2 separate regions of the Homo sapiens genome follow, and region 1 is linked to region 2. Evidence: chromatin contacts called from ENCODE Hi-C or POLR2A ChIA-PET data. All regions are on one chromosome and are shown on one strand. Each heading gives the region's core, a stretch centred on a gene start or an enhancer-like site at or near the end of the contact. The rest is flanking DNA. Distances are from core to core; before and after follow the strand shown.

The links. A loop is a pair of places that touch in the nucleus more often than their neighbours do. ChIA-PET counts read pairs that join two places held with the same protein, here RNA polymerase II (POLR2A). Pooled maps may share reads with other maps.
Region 1: a loop to region 2 is called in a pooled map, with 11 times the contacts of the local background. The contact joins the promoter of ACOT9 here to the promoter of ZFX in region 2. A Hi-C loop is called at or near these places in 3 of 37 single-sample maps with no recorded cell type and 18 of 50 pooled maps. POLR2A ChIA-PET finds 5 or more read pairs at or near these places in 4 of 52 experiments (AG04450, GM12878, PC-3 and 1 more).

Annotation. Positions count from the first base shown.
Region 1 is chrX:23,740,748-23,747,845 of GRCh38, reverse strand. It overlaps ACOT9 (acyl-CoA thioesterase 9), which reads left to right and starts at 4,570. Exons shown (of 16, transcript NM_001037171.2): 1 at 4,570-4,721. The coding sequence starts at 4,702. RefSeq lists a silencer at 4,401-4,720 and an enhancer at 4,991-5,040.
Region 2 is chrX:24,148,119-24,154,792 of GRCh38, reverse strand. ZFX (zinc finger protein X-linked) reads right to left here and starts at 5,064. Exons shown (of 10, transcript NM_003410.4): 1 at 4,999-5,064; 2 at 2,993-3,102; 3 at 1,963-2,073. It overlaps ZFX-AS1 (ZFX antisense RNA 1), which reads left to right and starts at 5,139. Exons shown (of 3, transcript NR_046657.1): 1 at 5,139-5,238; 2 at 5,951-6,040. RefSeq lists enhancers at 1,133-1,222, 4,608-5,421, 5,628-5,727 and silencers at 4,058-4,567, 4,618-4,667, 4,688-5,097, 5,158-5,517.

The DNA of each region.
Region 1 (7,098 bases), core at 3,321-5,820, 410 kb after region 2:
GAACTCAGGAGGTGGAGGTTGCAGTGAGCCGAGATTGGGCCACTGCACTCCAGCCTGGGCAACAAGAGCGAGACTCTGTCTCAAAAAAAAAACAAAAAACAAAAACAAACAAAAAACTAAGCACATTCACGTAACAGCCCACTAGTCTTTCTGTTTTTTTCTTTAACGTTAGGGTGAAAAATACTTTTTTTTATTATTTTTTTTTTGGGACGGAGTCTCACTCTGTCACCCAGGCTGGAGTGCAGTGACACGATCTCGGCTCGCTGCAATCTCCGCTTCCTGGGTTCGAGCGATTCTCCTGCCTCAGCCTCCTGAGCAGCTGGTACTGCATGTGTGCGCCACCACGGCCAGCTAATTTTGAATTTTTTATAGAGACAGGGTTTCACCATATTGGCCAGGCTGGTCTCGAACTCCTGACCTCGTGATCCATCCGCCTCGGCCTCCCAAAGTGCTGGGATTACAGGCGTAAGCCACTGTGCCCAGCTGGAAAATACTTTTACATTGTTTCCTTCTCCCTTCCTGACTTTATTATTACTATTATTATTTATATTCTGAGATGGAGTCTCCCTCTGTCGCTCAGGCTTTGAGTGCAGTGGCACCATCTCGGCTCACTGCAACCTCCGCCTCCCAGGTTCAAGCAATTCTCCTGACTCAGCCTCCCAAGTAGCAGGGAGTACAGACGCGCGACAGCATGCCCTGCTCATTTTTTTTACCTTTAGTAGAGATGGGGGTTTTGCCATGTTGGCCAGGCTGGTCTTGAACTCCTGACCTCAGGTGATCTGCCTGCCTCGAGCTTCAAAGTGCCAGGATTACAGGCGTGAGCCACCGTGCCTGGCCCTCCCCTCCTAACTTTATTGTGGATCCTTTTGTATAATCTGAATAATTGAGGAAATAAGATATATTTTTAAAAAGTTTCTGTGTCCTAATGAAATCGTAGTTCGAATCACTTTGTTTGAAAGTTGATGACAGTTTTCCAGGAACATTTTCTACCTAAATCAGATATCCAAAAGTATATATTATTCAGCAGCCCAAGGAAAGATGGTAACTGGATATTTTTCACTCATAATACTAGATTGAACTAACAATGCCTTTGGCCGGGCGCGGTGGCTCACGCCTGTAATCCCAGCACTTTGGAAGGCCAAGGTGGGAGGATCACGAGGTCAGGAGTTCAAGACCAGCCTGGCTAACATGGTGAAACCCCATATCTACTAAAAATACAAAAATTAGCCGGGTGTGGTGGCACGTGCCTGTAATCCCAGCTACTTGGGAGGCTGAGGCAGGAGAATCGCTTGAACCCAGGAGGCGGAGGTTGCAGTGAGCTGAGACCGCACCACCGCACTCCAGCCTGGTAACAGAGCGAGACTCTGTCTCAAAAAAAAAAAAAAAAAAAAAAAAAGAAGAAGACCTGACAATGCCTTGTTAGGTTTTGTTGTTTGATTTAAACAATTTTTTTTTTTTTTTGTAGAGATGGGGTCTTGCTCTGTTGACCAGGCTGGTCTTGAGCTCCTGTTCTTAAGCAATCCACCCACCTCAGCCTCCCAAAGTGCTGGGATACTGCTTTCCAGCCTTGTTATTTGATTTTATTGTTTTACTTGTAATAACGACATTAATATCTTATGTATCTGTCAGTGCATGATTAAGTAACTTTTAATTACACAATTGATACCATCTCTGTTATCCTGAGACCATATTAAAATAGAACTAATAGAACATAACAGGAAACAAAAAGGTTGGGTAGAGAACCTGTTACTTAAGGACGGTGATTCTCACCACTATACAATTGTTGTATGTTTCCTGTTTTGATTTTGTGACCATTTCCCCTTCCTTCTCTGCTATCCAAAATGTGGTATAGCATATATGCTTGATAATAATGACGACAACAACAACACACACAGAAATCAGAGTTGCTAAGCTGTTTTAAGAATTTTATGCATGCTGCCAATTGAGGTAGTTAGAGACTCGTGGATGAATGCTGGGCAGGCTAGGTCTAGCAGGGGTTCCCTGAAGTTACAACTAAGGTAGGTGGGCTAAGTGATGTGATCATTTTTTTCCCTCTTTAACCTTCTAGTGGACATCTATGTGGTTGGCTGCTCCATACTCCTCTTCTTTTCTTTCTTTCTTTTTTTTTTTTTTTTTTTTTGAGATGGAGTCTCTTGCCCAGGCTGGAGTGCAGTGGCGCGATCTCAGCTCAGTGCAACCTTCGCCTCCCAGGTTCAAGCGATTCTCCTGCCTCAGCCTCCCGAGTAGCTGGGATTACAGGCGCCCACCACCACAGCCAGCTAATTTTTGTATCTTTAGTAGAGGCAGGGGTCTCACCATGTTGGCCAGCCCAGTATTGAATTCCTGACATCAGTTGATCCACTCGCCTCAGCCTCCCAAAGTTCTGGGATTACAGACGTGAGCCACCGCACCCGGCCTCGGTACTCCTTTTCTAAGAAGGTGCTCCGTATCCCCATCTGTACAGTTACTTACAGAAATAACCATGTTAGTAGATTGTGACCCAGTACCTGGCCATGAGTCTGGGTGAGGGGGTTCCTGGTAAGTCAGGGCAAGGGTTCCTTACCCTGATGCCACAGTTGGCTAGTCCAGGAGTGTGTACCTGATCCAAATTGGACCAATGAATCTCTTCTCAGAACTTTTTTGTATTTGGGCCGTAGAAATTTCAGTCAGTCTGTATGTGTGTGGCTGTGGTTGTAAGATGTAAAGTTCAGGAGCTTCTATTGCCATATGGAGAATGTCATTACATAGAGAGAAAAAAGAATGAAGCCAGTATGCAAAGGAAAGCAAAGATAAGCAATAGAGAGAAGGCATCTGCATGGCATTAAGTCCCTGGTTTCAGCTGTTCCAGCCAAAATCGATGGTGTTTATTATATTGATGAGAATGTGTCTTTATAATTTGGAAATTGACGGAAGGCGACTTGATTGCGGGAAAAACTATAAACTGTACCTACCTATTATACCATTTACAAAAAATTCTCTCTTGTACTTATTTTTTCTCCCTGAGCCTCCTATTGCTTCAAAGAAAAGTTCAAGTAAAAAGAAGAACAAAAATAGCATAATTCAATACAATATTTATTGCCCTCTGTGTTAGGTGTGGTAGAGTATAAAGAAATATGGCTGACCCAAAACCAACAAGACAATCACTGAAAAGTGACTTGTGAACAATGTGAACAATGTGACAAAAATGAAAAGACAATGTGAACAAAAATGAAGGAGAGATCCTTGTAGGCTAAAAGGGGAGTCTTCCAGATGTGAGATTGATAAAAGCAGGGAAAATTCAGTAGAAAGAGAAAGCCGAAGACCATGCTCCATGTGTAACTCATGAAGTGATTCAAAACAGAAAGCTAGCTTAATTCAAATCAATACATTTTTACTAAGTATGGGGTATTGCGAAAAAGCATATGGCCCTTGCCTTTTAGGAAATTGCCGTATTTAGAGGCAAAGCAAGACTTGCTTATATTCTCAAAAGATCCCCACTCGTTACCTTATTTCCCCTTTAAACCGCTTTACCATATTTGAGATCATGTTATTTGCTAACTTGTTTGTTGATTTGTTTTCCTTCCTTATCAAGAGGCAAGCCCCTTAAGGGCGGGGATTTTTGTCCTTTTTTCTTTTTGCAACCCCAACCTCTGCAATAGTGCCTGGCACAATGCAAACAGCTCAATAATAATTCGTTGAAAGAAATGGAGAATTAGATCGTAGGGTGAAATAATCTTAAACTCTCTGGCCTTGAATCTCTCTAGCTCGCCCAAGATATCAAACATTGGGGGTCAGGCCGAGAAGAGGAGAGGAACAATTTTTTCCTGTTAGGTCAGTGGTTTTTAGCCTTTGGTTACATTAGCATCACCTGGGGGCATCTTTAGACATCATCCCGAAGCCCAGACCGCACCCAGGACTAAACTAGAATCTCCAGCCAGTGGGTCTCAAGCATCAGTTTTTTGTTGTTTTTTTTTTGAGACATTGTCTCCTTCTGTCGCCCAAGCTGAAGTGTAGTGGTGCGATCTCGGCTCACCGCAACCTCCGCCTCCCAGGTTCAAGCGATACTCGTGCCTGTCCCCCGAGTAGCTGGGATTACAGGCGTCTGCCACCACGCCTGGCTAATTTTTGAATTTTTAGTAGAGACAGGGTTTCGCCATGTTGGCCAGGCTGGTCTTGAACTCCTGACCTCAGGTGATCTGCCCGCCTAGGCCTTCCAAAGTGCTGGAATTACAGGCGTGAGCCACCGCGCCCGGCCAAGTATCAGTATTTTGGAAAGTTGCCCAGGAGATTCCAATGTGCAGCCAAGGGGAAGAACAGACGGAGCCAAGGCGCGGGGATCAAGGATAAAGGAGACAAGCTCCACTAGGCAGAGCCGGGCCTCTTCTCGACGTCACGCCCTGGCGTTGCTGCGTGGTTCGTTTACTCAACCGAGAATAGGCCGGTCCTCGCTGTAGCAACACGACCCGCACAACTGATTGAGTGGGAAGCTCCGCAGAGGCGGACTCCAGCCTCCCGCCAATGAACGGGTAGGGTCCGCCCGGCACAGCGCGGCCACGCCCCCTGGACGCCGCGGTCCCGCCCCCGGACACCGCTGTCCGGCTCCCGGGCTGTCCTCAGCAAGGGCGCGGTCTGGTACTCGTGCGTCTTTTATCGCCTCAGTTTCCCTCCGCCGACTAGCGCGCGGGGCCCGGTTCTCCATCGCGCGCACGGCAGCCTAGCGCAATGAGGCGGGCAGCACTGCGGTAGGTGGCGGGGCGTGGAAGGGGCTGGCAGGGCGGTAGCCTGGGGTGCCATCGTCTTCCCCTAGAGCTTCGGGCTGGCCCCGGCGGAAGAAGTGGGCCACGCATGGGCATTTGGGCTCTATGATAAGGGGCGCTCGCCCACTGTACCTCCGACCGGACATAAGCCCGCCGGCCTTTGGTTGGGAGAACCTCGCCCCCACTTTGGCGACTTCTAGCACTGAGTTTGATATTAAAAGCAAAGCAGCACTTTTAAGGGAGGAAGTTGGGTGTTCCCTAAAATTCCTTTGGCCTTGCTCATCCGGGGTGTGGTTGGTAGCCGCGTCGGGGTAGCCCCTTGTCAGAAAGATAATATTTGGAGTTCTATGTTACCTCTAGCCCTTCATCTTCCTTTGGAGAACATTTTTAGGATTAAATGCTTGACCTACTTCGGCTCTTACTTAAGTTTGTTGTAACATTGGCAGAGATTACAGGGTACCTTTTGGCTCCCAGGACCCTAGGACTGTGCGTCTAGGACCCTGGTGCCAATTTGAACTTAACTTTAATGAGCCGCAAAGCCCTTATAAGAGGCTGGGTGCTTTGATTGGGCCACGTGGGTAAGGGAGGATGCCTTTTTGTATATGTAATCTTCCCAGCTGGCACAGTTAAGGCCTGAGGGCCTTAGACTCCAGAGCGTGTCTAGCTCTCCCTAATCCCTTTCACCCGAGCATGCCACCCTTTCCAAGTTTTCTGCCTGGCTGCATCCCAGGGGGCTCACACCTGCTCCAGTTTCTGAAGTTATCTCGCTGCCAGTGGGCCTGTCCCCCTGATGTGACTCATAGTGCTTTTGACTCACATTAACCCCATCAATTCTCTTGGGGGTCCTGGATATCTCTCTCTCTCTCTCTCTCCCTCTCTCTCTCTCTCTCTCTCTCACTCACTCACTGTTCCTGGGGACTTTGTTATCAGTTGTAAGGGTTCTGTCTTGTTTATAGTACTTAAAAACAAACAAAAAACCTTTGTTAAACTATTTGAAGGCAGACTGAAAGTCATTATGAGAGGGGCCACAGTTGACTTTAGCTTGCAATGTGAAAGGTCTTCTACAAAAGCTCCATGGTCTTGTTCAGGTGCTTTCTCTTATAACCCTGTGTTCCTTTCTTGAAAATTCTATTGAGGCCGGGTGTGGTGGTGCACGACTGCAGTCCCAGCGTTTTGGGATGCTGAGGTGGATGGATCACTTGAGGCCAGGAGTTCGAGACCAGCCTGGCCAACATGGTGAAACCCCGTCTCTATTAAAAATACAAAAATTAGCCGGGAGTGGTGGTGCATGTCTGTAGTCACAGCTACTTTTGGAGGCTGAGGCAGGAGAATCGCCTGAACCGGAAGGCAGAGGTTGCAGTGAGCTGAGATCGCGCCCCTGCACTCCAGCCTGGGCAACACAGTGAGATTCTGTCTCAAACAAAAAACTATTGAACCTTAAGCGGATAATCTCTTAGTGTCTAGTGAGAGGAGGAGTTCACAAATGAATATAGACTGAGATGATTAGGTTCTTTGACTGGTGGGCAACCTTTGTAGCTTCTTTTCTTTTTTAGACTTGCAAGAGGCACCTTTGTTTAGTCTCTAAATAGAGGTTATTTCCTCAGAGTGGAGGGCATATGAGTGGTATTGCCTGTTATTGCACTGAACACTCTTCCTTGCCAACTGCTGTAAGCTTGGGACCCAGGGCTGAGCCAGGGTGAGTTATGTGACTCCCCAGGTAGGCCATGGAGGCCTTGAGTTTTCTTTTTTTTTTTTCTCTTTGAAATACTTTTTTTATTTCTTTGGGATATATGTCCAGAAGAGAAATTGCTGGATCATATGGTAGTTATATTTTTAATTTTTGGAGGAACTGCCTCATTATTTTTCAAAATGGCTGTACCAGTTTACATTTTCACCAATAGTGTACGAGGGTTCCCTTTTCTCTACATCCTCACCAACACTTGTTATCTTTTGTCTTTTTGTAATAATCATCTTTTTATTATTATTATTATTATACTTTAAGTTTAGGGTACATGTGCACAATGTGCAGGTTAGTTACATATGTATACATGTGCCATGCTGGTGTGCTGCACCCATTAACTCGTCATTTAGCATTAGGTATATCTCCTAATGCTGTCCCTCCCCACTCCCCCCGCCTTGAGTTTCTTGATCTCCTTTGATTGGAAAGGTTCAGTTACAAGGTCCTGGGATTTGAGTGTTGCAAAGGCCTCTCCACAGTAAAGGCCTAGAGGTTTTGCTATAAGTAAGACTCCTGAGGGCTTATCAGGAGATAAGCCAGTAACCCTGAGGTACTGAAGTGTTGAGTATTGATTAAAACCATTCTCCCACCTCCTCCACCTCAGTGCGGTGTGTGTGTGTGTGT
Region 2 (6,674 bases), core at 3,815-6,314:
ATTTTAAAATAACTATTTTTCTAAACAAAAAAAAATAGTAAAACAAGTGGCACTGTTTTACATTTTTGCAAATCTCTTTCATGTCTGGCTTAATAGAAACCGGCTGGATTCCCGTAAGTGTTTCTGCATTCTATCTATTATGACATCATATGTCATGCAGCCTCTGTACAGTATTCCTATAGTGTACAGGAAAATGTGGGTGAAAAGAGCAAATAAAAAGTATTATGAAAATAGTTTTGACCTCATGGACCCCCTGAAAGAATCTTAGGGATCCCCAGGAATCCCTGCAGCACACTTTGAAAACTGCTGGACTAAACACATTACATGGATAAATCTCAAAAACACACTGTTAAGTAAAAATAATATATAAGGTATGGTTATGATACTGTTTATGTAAAGTTAAACACACAAGCAATACCTGATATTGTTTTGGTACATACATATTGGGACAGGTGGTTACTTCTGGAGAAAAGAAGACAGGAAGGGGATGGGGAGGGACCCTTTGAATCTGTGAGATTTTATTTCTTTAAACAACAAAAAGATATGAATCAAATATGTAGCAAAATATTAAGATCTCTTAAATCTGGGTGATTCTGATTTTCAGTAATTTAAAAATATTCCATAAAACTTTTTAAATATATTTTTTAAATGCCTAATGGCTGTGTACCTCAAGGCCACACAATTTCCTTAGAGTATACTTCCTTTGAGTAAAATACAATTACAAGATACCTGGGTTTTATAAAATGTTGTCTGGAAAAATAACTTGGCAGGAATAAGAATAGGCTGGCCATATTCCAATCAGATAAGGGGTGGTGGGAGGGGTTACTCCTTGACCTGGTGCCCTAATAAGTGTGCCTTAATATGTATGTCCCTGAGTCAAAAAACACACTGACTGGATACCTGATTTTTGAACAGCTGAAAACTATTAACTACGTAGAATTCTCTGTACCCAGTAACCGAAATTATTGCTTTGAGAGATAATGGTCCATATGCCAGGTACTGCTTGGAGACAAAGATAAATCAGAACTTGTCTCTATATTCACAGTGTAGAAGGAAAAAATATAAACACACAGTTCAAATATAATACATTAAATGATAAATTAAGGGGAATCCCACCATAGAAGACAGAGAAGGCACAGAGAGTTTCTGAAACACAGAGCACTTTTATATAACACACCTGTTAACATGCTGTGCAAGTTTCCCAATTTGGGTAATACTGGATTTAAGAATAAGTGGGGTGCAAAGAAAGTGAAGACAGGTGAGGCTTTTGTAAGATGAGCAAACCTAGGAATATTTGTAAAGAGAGGTTAATGATGCAAGAGACGGCATCACGCACAGAGCTTGGTCCCTAAGGAGGCAGCCAGGGTGAAGAGCAGGCTCAGAGCAGCAGTGGGGCTTGTGAGACAGCAATCCCTCCTGCAACCTCCCCTGCGGCAAAAGGAGGAAGGCCTAGGTGAAGACAGGAAAGGCATGAAGGGGAAGGGAGGGGAGACTTGGCTCTTTATCAGATGGCCATCTACCCTTCTCAGTGAAGTGAAAGACTGGGTAATCTTTGCTGAAGATGAGAGATTTCAAGGACCCGTTGAGTAGTTTTAAGAGTGAAAAAAAGTTTGGAATTGCCAGTGTACACAAGAACAAATAATACAAAGAAGATTATCAGTGACAGAATCAGTCTAAATGGGTTAAGTGAGAGTAAGCATTTGCAATGAGAGTAAGCATTTACAAAAAGCAATGTGGAAAAAAAAATTTGTAACACATTCGTGAGCATGTTTTTTTAAAAAAAGAAATCTGCATCTATCTGAAAAATACACAGAAATTAAAAACTAACACCTTATTCATCCAGGGTGGTTGGGTTCGAAGGTGTTCCACCAGTCAGTTTTCCAAAGTTTCAAGGTCTACCCTTTCAGGCAAAAATAATTTTATATTTAACCATTTCTAATTGAAACTAAACTACACACTTACCTGTCTTAATCACACAACTTGACTCTAATCTTAATCTTGAACATCCACTGTTGCTGTACTGCGCAGCAAAACAATTCTATCTTCTTAATAGTTCTTCTATGTCTTTCCCAGCTGTCAAAATATAAAAGCACCTGGTTCTTCTAAGTTTATGTTTACCCTTAACACCTCAACAACCACAGCCCGCCTTCTCAACTTGCTTCTAGTCAGCCTCATGCAATGCACTGTTTCTCGAACTTTTCTAAACCATAGCCCTTTATAATAAACATGAGACTCTCATTCCCTCCAGCCCTTTCATGGAGCACCGCTGCTCACGACCTGTTACAGTCTAGAAAAATGGAAAAACTGAAAATGGGTATCTATGCCACCTAAAGGTTTCCATCATAAAATTCTAGGAAACAGGCAGGGCACGGTGGTTCATGCCTGTAATCCCAGCACTTTGGGAGGTCAAGGCAGGCAGATCACTTGAGGTCAGGAGTTCGAGACCAGCCTGGCCAACATGAAACCCTGTCTCTACTAAAAATACAAAAATTAACCAGGCATGGTGGCAGGGTCCTGTAGTCCCAGCTACTCGGGAGGCTGAGGCAGGAGAATTACTTGAACCCGGGAGGCAGAGGTTGCAATGAGCCAAGATCACACCACTGCACTCCAGCCTGGGCGACAGAGTGAGATTCAGTCTCAAAAAAAAAAAAAAATTACCACGGGAATACTCATTTCTCATTTTCGTCAAATAACCCACAGCACTAGTCCTGTACTTTTCAACCATGGTAAATGAAATGTTAGAAACCCCTCCCTATTTGTGTACCATAGAAATTCTGACAACTCTGAGCAAAAGATTATTTCGGATGAGAAATCAGGATAGAAAAAAGGAGCAGCTGTCTTAATAGAGACGCATCGTTCCAAAAGTAGCAAAATTTGCTTAACTTCTGAACATTCTTGTAATCGTTCTGATAATGAAAACACTGATCAACTTACTACTCTCATTATTTTTCAACTTTGAAACTTTTCCTAGTCCAATGGAACTACTAAGTACCGTAAAGCACAGCTCAGGGAACAGACGGCAGTGACAGGCGGGCAGTGGGAGGCGGGAGAACGGCTTGAGCCCAGGAGTTCGAGACCAGCCTGGGGCAATATAGCAAGAACCTGTCTCAAAATAAAAAATAAGTAAATAACAAGGTGCAGCTCAGGTGTGCCATCACTCTTCTAGTTGAGGGCACCCCCGCTGCCTACCCCATTGAGTATAAGCCCCTCCACCTGGCAAGCAAGCCCTTCTGCAATCTAACTTTTCTAGCCTGAATTCCCACCACTCCCCTACCTATACCATCCACTTTTGCCAAACTGTAAATACTTACTGTTTACTGAAGAAGCTTCACCCTTGAAACGTCCTTTCTCCACCTCCACCTCTACCTAACAAAGTCCTACCCATCCCTCGGTAACCTTCTCAAAATGCCACCTATTAATACTTCAGGAACCCGTCCCTCCCTGATCCTCCAATGGCAACCTTGCTTCCCTCGGAAATCCCAGTAATTAGTTGTACCTCTCACTTTACTGCATTTCACCTTGCCCCACCTACCTCTAAACATGAGACTTCTTGCAGCCACCGTCTGCATTACAAGAACCTTTTTAATGTTTCTTAGCATCTAGCACGGTGCATCGCTAACAGTAGGCTCCGAGTTTATCAAGAAAGTTGCACAGTGTGCAATCAAAAAAGTACGTTAGGGGATGAAACTCCGCCTTAAAACTTCACAAATGAAAAATCGAAATACCATGACAGGCAAATGCACAATAAATATGCACCACACTAAGTTGTCCTCCAATAAGAAAATAAAAAAGTCTGCCCTTATTCCTCGATTTAAAAAAATACCACCAACAGATCACTACTTAAATCGTTTTTCAAGAAAGTTGTTTCCACATAAATGAGTACGAATGATTCAAAATTTTATTCCTCCGCTCTCGTGTTGTGCAATTTTTTTCCCTATAGGACAAAAGAATGGCAAAAACTTTCCCATCAATCTTTATTTTTCTTCCTTTATTCAGATACTCGGGGCGGCAAAGATTGTTGGAAAAACAACTGCATCGAAAGCACCTTAGCAGCCACATATGATTTGACTTAAGCAAAAATAACATTTCCTGGGGTCCCGTATGCCCTGGTAAGCCCAGGTGTCCGGAATGCCACCTGCCCCGACTGCCCTCGGGTGGCTACAGGCGCGGGGGAAGGCGCAGGGCCAGGGGCGCTGAGGGTGAAACGGTCCCGGCGTCCGGGCGGCGGCGGTGGCCGCCTGCGGCAGCTCAGCTGAAACGCAGCGGAAACTGCAGCCAGTCACGGGGCTGCGGGAGGCAAGGCAGGAAGGTGGCGCTGCCGCCGAGCGCCTGGAGCCCGAGCGCTCATCATGGCGGCAAGGGCAATGGCCGCCACGGGGAGCGAGCACGCCCCTCCGCGCGCACACGCCGCCGCGCCGGGCCTCCGGGGCCCGTCACCGGCGCCGCTGCCGCCGCCGCCCGCTCTCCCACCCCCCCTCACGGGCTGTAGCGGAATTTTCTCTCCAGACACCGCCTCCAAGATGGCGGCTCCCCCTCCCGGCAACCCCCTCTATCGTCCCCTGCAGCAGGCGCCGAGCCGCCGCCATCTTGTCCCCCGTCCCTCCCCCCCCCTCACCGATATTTACATAGCGAAAATCGGCCCGGCCGGCCTGCGGCCTTCACCTCACGCCTGCAGCCTTCGCCTCCTCGCCAGGCCTCACCCCGGCGCGGTGCCCCAGGTCGGCCGCGGAGCCGACCCGGGGCCCCTCGACCGCCTCCGGCACAACCGGGCGACCCTCCCCCAACCCCCGCCCGCTTACGGAGCGCGCCTCCGCCGCCGCTCGGGGCAGCCGGGCTCCTCCCCGGGCCTAACTGCGGCCTCCTCGGGGCCTGCTCGGCGCCGCGCGCCACGCCGCCCGGCCTAGCGCGGGAGGGCGCCTTGCGGGCCGCCGACCAGGCCGAGACCAGGCCGCTGTGCGCGCACTAGGCCCCGCGGCCGCGGCGGCACCCGGGACTCACCGGACGGACGTGCGGGCGGCCGGCGACGGTGGCGGGTGCTGCAGGCCGGCCTTTCTCTGGAGCACTGGGCCGGGCTCCGGCTGGTGGGGCGGGCGGAGGGAGGGAGGAGGGGCCGAGCTCGGAGCTGACAAAAAGCGGCCCAGCTCCCCGGCACGGGCCCGCCGTCAGCACGTCACGTCACCGCCCGGGAGAGAGACCCAGGAAAATGCGGAAGGGTAGACAGGCCCCCTCCTCCGCCCGGTGGGTCCTCCTGGCACCCCGTGTCGGCGCCGCTCCCGCCCCGCGACCGGGGAGCCCAGTGGCCTCGCTGCGGCGGGGTCTCCGGCGGCCGGAGTCTCCGTGACAGCGCCCCCCTTCTTTCCACCTCCTCCGCGCTCCCGCCCGCCGCCGCCACACACGCGCCGCTGCCGCCGCCGCCTCGGCCGTAAAGCCCGCGCGGGGCCGCGGTCGGCCGACCCCGCGGAGAGGCAGGCGGCCCGGCCGCCCCCCACCATGTCCCGTGGGCCGCGGCCGCCCCCCGGGGGCCTCCCTGGAGACCTACCGCCTCTCGCGCCGGTCCTGGCCGAGGCTCCAGCTCGAGTTGTTTGCAGGCCCTCAGACCCCCGCCCGCAGTAAATGTGTTTTCTTCATCCCCGTGGCTGGGGAGGAAGATAAATTTAGCAACCCCCGCCGTCCCCTGCCTTCGCTTAAAAAAAAAAAATCTTTGAAATAAAATGAAAACGGGCTTGCCAGTCTAAATGGGTGTGCGGGAAGGGGGGTGGAGTGGGGGGAGAAGGGTTATCCCTAGAGCACCTACCAGGCCGTCTACTTTTTAAAAATAAGCAGTCAGAGCCAAACTGATTTTATTAGTTTGTACGGGGGAGGGAGATGAGCAAAGTTGCATTTTGAAACGTTTCGCACGTTGCAAAGAACAGGAATTTTCTGTGTATTTTCCTATGTACCCGTGTTTCAGAGCTTGGGAGCCTGTGAAATGTAAGACTGGTGTCATCGTTTCATAAATCATGAATTTTCCACATTCCTTAATAGAGAGGAGCCCAATTGGGTATGGATTTTTTTTTTTTTAAACACACTGCTTAAACAAGCCTTTTGAAGTTTCAAAAGACTTGGGAGAGAAGGGGAAAATGATTAAACAGCACTTACCAACTTCAAAAATGTGTATTTCGCACTTTACTTAGTTTAAATGTTTATGCTATCTTTCCATGCTGAACTTGGAACCCAAACTCTGTTTTAAAGTTACTAGGGAAAAGTTAAATAGTGGAGTCTTTACATTAATCTGGAATCTGGCATGCTATCCTTTAACACAGCACTAAATGTTAAAGGCATTTTTAAACAATAAGAAACACAAAAATTATAAAGCAAATAGTATACTGGTGTGAAATCTCTTTAAATACAGAGGCCACGTATTTTAGTTGCCTGACATAACTCTTTAAAACTCCCAGAATGCAATTTGTCCCTTCCCTCAGACATCTCTCAATCACAAATGCTTTCAAAAAGGAAAAACAAAAGTAGAGTAAGAAGAAATCTCTGAGCATGCACTGGATGATAATTTTCCTCTCGGGGCTTTAGTCTGAATTTTTCCAAGCGATTAAATTTCCTTTCAAAAATAGTAACAGCATGTATTCATTGTTTATAAAAATTACATCAGGCTGTGATAGACTTTCACAGAAAGACATTTC